2 separate regions of the Mus musculus genome follow, and region 1 is linked to region 2. The links are chromatin contacts, found by POLR2A ChIA-PET in ENCODE. All regions are on one chromosome and are shown on one strand. Each heading gives the region's core, a stretch centred on a gene start or an enhancer-like site at or near the end of the contact. The rest is flanking DNA. Distances are from core to core; before and after follow the strand shown. Region 1 has its middle 5.2 kb from the start of Gm35704. Region 2 holds the start of Uspl1 (ubiquitin specific peptidase like 1).

Region 1 (4,617 bases), core at 1,084-3,583, 170 kb after region 2:
ATAGAGATTTCAACTGCTAAGCAATCAGGGCTTAAGAGGCTGCACCATTAGTGTTGTTGCTTTTGGAAGTGGGAGTTTACAAACATCGTGGGCCAGCACCTCATCTGAAACCCTGTACCAGGTACAGGGTTTTCAGGTAGATTAAAAAAAAAAAAGCAATGTGGACTGAGATGGGACTAAGAAGTCAGAGAGAGAGAGAGAGAGAGAGAGAGAGAGAGAGAGAGAGAGAGAGAGAGAGAGAGAGAGATGGATAAGGAGGAAAGGTCAGGGATACCATTGCTGTGATGAAACACCATGGCCAAGTTGGGGAGGAAAAGGTTTATTTGGCTTACACTTCCACATTGCTGCTCATCATTGGAAGAAGTCAAGGAGGAACCCAAACAGGGCAGGGCCCTGGAGGCAGGAGCTGATGCAGAAGCCATGGAGGGATGCTGCTTAGTGGCTCACTCCCCTGGCTTGCTCACCCTGCTTTTTTATAGAACCCAGGACCACCAGGGATGGCACCACCTACCAGGGGCTAGGCCCTCCCCCATCAATCAGGAAAATGCCCCACAGGCTTGCCCAGAGCCTAATCTTATGGAGGCATTTCTCAGTTGAGTCTCCTCCTCTCAGATGACTTTAGTGTGTCCAGTTGACACAAAACTGTCCTTCATAGAGGGCATTCCTGAGTGGACCTTATGATCACAGCCTTTAGGAACATAGGCACTTGGGCCTGTCCACTAGGGACTCTGCTTATTTAACCAGTGGGTATCAGTGTACCCCAAAAGGCTCTATGTTAACTACTAGAACCCAGGTGGTGGCATTATTAAAAAGAGATTGGACCAAGTACAGTGGCACACACCACTAAGCCCAGCCATCAGGAAACAGAGGTAGGAGAATCTCTATGAGTTCAAGGCCAGCCTGGTATACATAATGAGTTCTAGAATAGCTGAGGCTACCTAGAGAGACGCTCTCCAAAAAAAAAAAAAATTTTTTTTTAAAGAGGTAATTGAAGCTAACGTGTCCATTGGACATGTTCATGGCTAAATGAGCTGCTAGGAGGAGGGAGACACTGGGGAGAGCAAGCCATTGGTGGGGCTTCGGAAGAGTGTTTGTCCGCCTGACCCCCCAAGCCCTGTGATCCCAATTACCCTTGCTCAACCCTCTTCACACAACTATGGGCTGAGACATCCAGTAGTGTGTGCCCAAACAAACCTTTCTTCCTTTTCAACTTGTTTCCCTTGGGTATTTTGTCACAGTAGTGGAAAGTAATTAACAAAGGGACTCTAGACTGATACCTGGTCAGGTTCTTGTGCACGCCAGGGCCGAGAGTCTGTAAAAATAGTTACTTGAATCTGTTGAAGGTCAACTATGTTTCTTCATGTACAGAGGTCCCGGCAGACAGTAGCACAGAGAAAGAGAGGTGTCACCCAGAGGGGACCTTGGTGGGGTGGACAAGGTACATGGGGACAGATCTTGCTATAACTCAAGTGTCTGGGGAGGGACACAGGGACTGTCTCTCCCCATCCCCCGTGGCAGTGACAATGTTTTGGTGATGGTGAATGGCAGTGGAGATGAATCTAGAGCTATGGTACCTTCCCCACTGGAAATGAGGTGAGGGAGGGCGTACTCTCCGATTGTGTAAATACAAGGCTGGGCCCTTTCTTTTTCTAGTCTTCTCTGATTGTGGGTTTTTTTGCATTACTTTTGACTTGCATAAAAACGTTCTTTCTCATTATTGGGTTTTCTTTTAAGTTTTGTGGGGAGAGCTGGCTCACCGGGATCCTGGACTAGTCTAGCAGGGGTACCCATCCTTTTGACATTGCAACATGGTCCTTGACATTTGTAAATAAGGTTGAGCGGCATTCACAGCTATCATGGGCCAGCTGGTGCGAGCCTCTACGGCTGGGAACGCCCATTAGTGGAGGGACTTTGTATTTAGTTTGGTTCTGTTGGGAATAGTTCTAGTGATGGGAGCAGGGATGGTTTGGGGCAGATTCACAGCCTTAGCTGAACCTCAGTTTCTTTATCCGTGGATTGTAATTCGTAGTTGGTTATAGCAGTTGTCGGAGGGCGTATACCAAACAAGACACAGGCACCAGACGTGGCAGGGCCCAGCTAGCAGGACTTCCCTGAAAGGATGCTTCAGGGAAGGTCCCAGGCACTGGAGACTTGAAAGGTGTGGTGGGGCGGGAGGGGACAGGGTGCTTGCTCTTTTGTTCCACTGGGTGGCTAGATGGCAGATGGCTTTGCCTCTCCTGGTGGCGAGGTGTGAGCGAACCTTGGCAGGCAGTACCCCTCCAGGCCCTCTTTCTATCCAAACCCCGCCCCCAGCCCCTCCAGGGGCTCCTGTGACACCATTGCCTGACTCAAAAAGCCACTGGGTCCAAGACCCGCCAGCACACAGACGGCCCCTTTGTCTCCCAGCCACACCTGACTGCTGCAGAGACAAGGCGTTGACGGGAGCTGCTGGCACTTGGCCAGGGCACTTTCAGTAGGGCCATTAGTCATGCCTCTTCCAGAAACCGCCTCATCCAGCAGCCATCAGTCTCTTGGCCCTGGGAGGCCTGGGCGGGTGTTTTTCATTTCCTCTCCGTGTTGATTTTTAAACAACAGCTGCCTTTTGGTTCCAGGGACCCTCCGGGTCAGTCCTGGGCCAAGTAGTCTATACTAGCCCAACAGGACTAAATGCCAGCCTCCACCGGTGGGAGCTGTGGGTCAGAGGGGTCCCCCCAGGAAGCCAAGGGCTCTCACCAGTCGGAGTCCCTGGGCAGCTTTTGTGTTCTGTCCTAGAGGCCTGTGTCAACCGTGGGCTCTGGGAGGTCTTTAGGATTCAGGCTATTCTTTGCTACCGGTTTTAGAAATGTAGGGAGCTCTGTAGAGGGAGGGGACCCCCATGGAAAAGATATGCAAGCAGCCAGAGTGCTTGTCTCAGTGTCCAGCACCAGTAGCCCCCAGAAGCCCAAAAACAGGGGGTTTGGAGAATGGCCTTTGCACTGGAAGGATCTCCAACTGGGGCTTTTATGTTAAGAGAGTCTTGGTACATGGAGCTCTTTATATTAGGGGAATCTTTACGAGTAGTCCTTGTTGGTAGGTGTACTGGCTGGTTTTGTGTGTCAACTTGACACAGCTGGAGTTACCACAGAGAAAGGAGCCTCAGGTGAGGAAATGCCTCCATGAGATCCAGCTGTAAGGCATTTTCTCAACTAGTGATCAAGGTGGGAGGACCCATGGTGGGTGGTGCCATCCCTGGGCTGGTAGTCTTGGTTCTATAAGTGAGCAAGCTGAGAAAGCCAGGGGAAGTAAGCCAGTAAGTGCCATCCCTCCATGGCCTCTGCATCAGCTCCTGCTTCCTGACCTGCTTGAGTTCCTTTGGGGATGAACAGCAGTGTGGAAGTGTAAGCTGAATAAACCCTTTCCTCCCCAACTTACTTCTTGGTCCTGATGTTTTGTGCACCTAAGACAGTAGGTAATCCCTAGAAAGGTGGCACTTTGGTATGAGGGCTACCATTGAGGGTCCCTAACTTCCTGGCATTGAGGAGCCCCTAGCATTGGGGAGGTCCCTGGCCCTGGGGAATCCCTGACAGTCTAAAGCTGGATTGTTGGTACAACCAAACATGAGAGATGTGTTAGAGTGTGTGCTCCCATGATCCCAGGCCTGCAGTGGTTCACAATCTTATTGTTTAGTTGGTCATAGCCAGGCGGCCTGTGAGGAAGGAAGGTGACTGTTCCCTCTGTGTGTGCACGTTAACCACCAGTGCCTTGCCTATCCATATCCTTTTCCTTTGCCATGGTAACTGGCAACTCTCTGGAGGAGTGGTTCTCAGTCTTCCCAACTCTGCAGTCCTTTAATACAGTTCATCATGTTGGGGTGACCCGCAGTCATAAAATTATTTTGTTGCTACTTTGTAACTGTAACCTTGCTGCTGCTATGAATTGTAATGTCACTATCTTATATGCAGGATATCTGATATGGGACCCCAAGGGGTTGAGACCACAGGTTGAGAAACACTGCTCTAGATAACACCTGCCTCTTCCTGTTCCTTGTGCCCAGTCAGCCTGAATCTTAGAGTTAAGATAAAGACCTGCTGGCCGGGCACTGTTTAGGTGGGTGTTAGCTAATCATTCACAGAGCTGCACTGCAGGGCCTCACCCCTCCTGTAGGTTGTGGGACTAAGGGGGAGGAAGACATTTTCTTGTGCCACTGTGGATCTGCAGAAGGTTTTCCTTATACTGGAGAGAGAGAGGTGTCTGAGGCCGGTCAAGGGAGTATCCTGGATTCTTGGAAGCATAGCTCCCCTGCCTGTGCCTTATTTAGCTATTTCTAGATGAAATATTATTTGTACCACGAATCCTCCATAAATAACGTAAACAGGCTTAGCCTGTGAAACCCCGGGACATCTGGTTTAATTTGAGTCTCATATAAACAGAGTATGAACAATCTATAATTTTTTGGGTATAAATATAATTGCCCACGATATCCGTGGGTTCAGCGTGCTAGGAGCCAGTAGACTACAAGATAGAAAATGTCCTCCAGTTGTGTCTTCATGGAACACAGATTACTTTTTTTTAAAAATTCCCTATCATCATTTCACAAAGAGCACAACTGTTTACATACTTTACATAGCACGAGGCCTC
Region 2 (4,257 bases), core at 346-2,845:
ATATAAAAACAGGCACTCTGCATACTGTGGAAAGAATACACAGAAGTACATGGTATCTTCTCAGCTGGGGACTATTATTAACCTGAAGTAAATTGGGAATTTTCTCCCCCCCCCTCCCCGACCCGCCATATTCCATCTTCATTTTGTTTGTCACTATTAAGTTTTTCTGGCCAAAAATTTTGTTTTAATAAATTTTTCATTAAAGACAGCAATAATCCATTTTTATTTTTATTCTAGTTGTTTGTGGATGTTGCTTTACACCTCAAAAGTCGGGTTACATTTTAACTGAACCAACTAGATCATTCAATTTATGAGCTGACATTCAGCAAGTGTTTATTGGGAGGGGAAGTGTACTCCACTCTAAAAATGGAAATAGCATGTTGAATAAGAAAACAATCCTATTAATCTTGGCTACTCTCTCAGGAAGAAATACTTTCTCAAAAACCTCATAATCCATACAAAAAGAAATCTTACTTGTTTGATCTTACAACAAATATACCAGTACAGTATGTAGTGTAAATGCAAAGATAAATAAAATTAAAAAAAAGCAAAACCTAACCAGTCTATTTTCGTCATGAGAGAGGAGAAAAAAAACCCTAACAAAGTCTCTGTTGGAACGCTCAGCGATTTCCATTCCTAAGTACCACAAACTGAAATTCTTTTATTGAATAATTTCTTCCTACAGCGGACTTGTTTCCCCCATTGCACGCTACCAAAATTATCAGTATTCTGCCAGAACATGGTCGTTTAAGACCACTAATGAAACCCTACAGGACCGCAATCCAAAATGCCAGTCATGATTCCTGTAAGGTCCAGAAAAAATCCCAAATTGTAGTCCCAGGCCACGGAAACAGTCTATGCAAAGGACTCCAAGAATAGGATGTCCTCATGGACGCGATCAGTCATGACCTCCCTGACACCACATGACCTTTCTACGAAGGCAGTTCTTAAAACTTAGCAACTGAGCTCTCCCCTCTCTGAAGTTCAAGGAGGCAGGGCGGCTGCTGAGATGCGCGGGTCGGCTGCTCAGTGCCACCCCGGGTCAAGTGCTCGTCTTTCGCTACCCCCCTTACCGTGAGCAGATCAGAGAGGGAAGAAAGAAAAAGTGGCCTCCAAGGATGGGTTTGGGGAAGAAGGGAGGGGCAGCTCCGTGTGTGGTAACCGTTTGTGAACACGTAGGGTGGTGGCGCGCGGGCCGAAAAGAACCAACTATGGGAGCCCGTCGTGGCGTCCGCCATGACGGCCCGCCAGGGAGGCCCATCACTGCGCCTGCGCGCCAGGCAGGCAGCCGCCCAGCGACCTCTCCTTCCTCTGCCGCGTAATCCCTCCGCTGAAGGCCGCGCACTAATTTTAATCACGCCCCGCCCCCTAGCCTCTGGCGTCACCTCCGCCACTCCAGCGCTTTCCAGCAGCTTCCAGAACCAAGCCTGCCCCACCCCCTCCAGCTCCCTCCCCCTCCCCCTCCCCCGTCCTCCCGACTCACACTTTGCAGGCTCTGTAGCGAGGGGCCCCGCCCTGTCGCCGCAGTTCCCACTGCGCCTGCGCCTGCTGGGCGGGCAAGCCACGCCTCTGCGGAGCCCTGCCGGAAGTGCTCTGGTCTTCCCCTTCCCCGGCCCTGCCCGCGTGCTCTCAAGCAGGGCTGCCTGCCGCAGGAAAGTGTTTGTGGGGTAGCTCTTGGGCGGCGGACTCGCAGGCGGAAGTTGCTTTCCTGGCGGAGAGGGCTGTGGGGGAGGAGCCGTCCGAGGGAACGTGGGTTGAACGTTACGGTTAGATGGTGGGGACCTCAAGCTGGAAGAGGAGTTCGGGTCCACTGTATGCGAAGAAGGAGCGTACTTCGGGAGGGTAAGGAAGACAGTAGTTCCCTCGGGAAGTAGAAATTGGGACGGCTGGAGTGCCCGGGGTGGGTCGTTGGCGCGCTGAAAAGATGGGGTAGGAACGAGGTTGTGGTGGGCAAGGTGGAGGATGGAGGTGCAGGCTGGGTCTTCAGGTTCCGGTTAGGCTCAAAGAGGTAAACGCTGAAGAGAAACCAGAGTTTGTGCCCGCCCCACGAAGAGCGTGGAGATGGGCTGGGTAACGGAACGCCGCGCCTCTTGGACTTCCTTGGTAGGCTTTTGAAGCTCAGTTCGCGTGGACCCATCCGTCTCAAATTCGGGAAGCTGGACTGGGTACCAAGCAGTATTGGGCTCTGTAAAGCCTATCCCTTCGCTGGGGCTTAAGTCTGCTGGCCTTGAAAATTCATATGCAGAGCCGAGAGATAAAGCTCCGAAGGGTTCCAGGCCCTTTGAATACCTGTAATAGTTTCTACACATGCAGTGAATTAAATTTAAATCCCTCTCGTGATTGGCTGCTAAATGGATCTATTCTGGGCTGATATCTCCCATTAAGGTCTCCGGAATGCGACTTACCTACGTTGAAGGTGGGGGCTCGGTGGTGGGCGTAGGTAAGAGGAAAAGTGCCGGAGATGAACACTGGAAAACCTTGGTTGTTCTCCTTGAAATAAGCTCATGTCATAATCTTTAGGATGTACTGAGCTGTTTGGGCGGACTTCCTACAATCAGATTGGATTAAATAGGTGGTTTGAAGCGGAGCTGTCATTTTGACAGTGATATGAATGGAAAGAGAGACAAGTTCGAAACATTTCCAAAGCCTCGTTCACGAGTTTAGATGGCGCCTACTGTGCAAACATGGGAGATGAGAGTGAGTAGACGGCACAAACTTTCTAGTCTGTATTTGGAAACCCAAAAGATGCCAAAATTTAGATACTGTACAGGGAGGAGCTAGCAGTTACACTTGGAGAAAAGATAATGAAGGTAATTTATTCCTAGACAAATTGAAATTTGAGACCCACCCCGGGGTTTTGTGTATAATACAGTGCTTGAAAAACCCCAAGAGTCTACTTCTGGTATTTTAAAACTTGAATATTCTTTGGGGAGGGGGAATTTCTTAATATTGTTTAGTGTTTCTACTACCATCTTAATGGGTCTCCTCCCTCCTTCTCTCCTTCCCTCCCTCTCCTTTCCTTCCTTCCATAGACAGGGTCTCACTATATAAACCTTCCTGGCTTGGAATTCACTGTGTGAAACAGGCTGGCTTGAAACTCACAGAAATCTGCAGTAGTTCTATTGAGAGAGATCTGTGCAATGGAATTAAAAGGCTTAAAGGCGTGCATCAACCACCATGCTCGAATATGCCTTGACTTCTTTATTGACAGGAAAGCAGACTTGAAGGTTTCTCATTTTTACCTCCATATTGAGAAAGAACCTTATTCCACACAGTTACCTAGACCCTCAGGCAGATAAAAAGTTTTCTCAACACCCTTTTTAGGAGTCTGCAGGTTTCTCTTCTGAGAATGAATGCAGAATGACAGAAGCAACACATCTCTTTCCCTCAGAGCAAAGTAGACCAGATGGTAACTGTAACTTAGGTGTTAGTATCTTGTCAGCGCAACTTCATTTTGTTCTTAGAACAAATCCAGGTGTGTAGCCTAGGCTTTTACCACTTAAGCACATTGACTTTCCTGTGCCCTGTAATTCTCTAGGTTATAAGTAGAACCAGCTAACAGTTGTGATTACTTTTCCAGCTTCTGGAAATTGAGATTCACTAATACTGACCTCTCTTTGTGTGTCTGTCTCTCTCTCTGACTCTCTGTCTCTCTCAGCCCAGGTAGACTTTGAGTTCCTTTGTAGCTGAGGCTGGCCTTAACTTGTACCTGCGTCCTCCTCCTGAGTGGGCACAGATGTCTTTCAAACTGTGTGTATATTTTTGGAATTACTATGTTTTCTTCACAGGAAAGGCTTTTCAGACTTTTCAGCCAGGACAGAAAAGCATAACTAGTTTTTTGTTTTGTTTTTCGAGGCAGATTTCTCTGTAGACTAGGTGGCCTCAAATTCACCGAGATGTCTGCCTTTGCTCCCTAGTGGCTAGGGTTAAAGACATGGACCACACTCACCCAGTACATAACAAGTTTTTAAAAGTGGATCTGTGAGCCAGAAGGTGGTTGTTCTAGAATTACAGATCCATAGGTTTTGGAAAGACTTATGCTTGAAGTTTCAACTCCTTAGCTACATGATAATTTACCTTTGCTTAAACGTCTTTTAGGTCTGCTTTTGTTGTAATTTAAGTCCATTTTTTTCCCTTGTATTGAGCTGTGTCTCATGATTTTTTGCTCTCCGATCTTGGAAATAGGTCTGCTCTGTGGAAATACACTCAAGGCATGCATGTGAAATTTATTTGTCTTACAGAAATACTTATACTATT

Evidence for each region. ChIA-PET counts read pairs that join two places held with the same protein, here RNA polymerase II (POLR2A).
Region 1: POLR2A ChIA-PET joins it to region 2 with 20 read pairs in Patski. The contact joins the enhancer-like site here to the promoter of Uspl1 in region 2. POLR2A ChIA-PET finds 5 or more read pairs at or near these places in 2 of 5 experiments (Patski and embryonic stem cell).

The regions. Positions count from the first base shown.
Region 1 is chr5:149,350,883-149,355,499 of GRCm38, forward strand. No RefSeq gene overlaps it. Among named protein-coding and RNA genes, the nearest start is that of Gm35704, 5.2 kb to the left of the region's middle. RefSeq lists an enhancer at 1,277-3,485. Within about 2 kb of position 2,334, at least 1 of the 3 ENCODE cell types and tissues checked has a DNase peak (open chromatin) inside an H3K27ac peak, as active enhancers do.
Region 2 is chr5:149,182,965-149,187,221 of GRCm38, forward strand. It overlaps Uspl1 (ubiquitin specific peptidase like 1), which reads left to right and starts at 1,596. Exons shown (of 9, transcript NM_001115149.1): 1 at 1,596-1,842.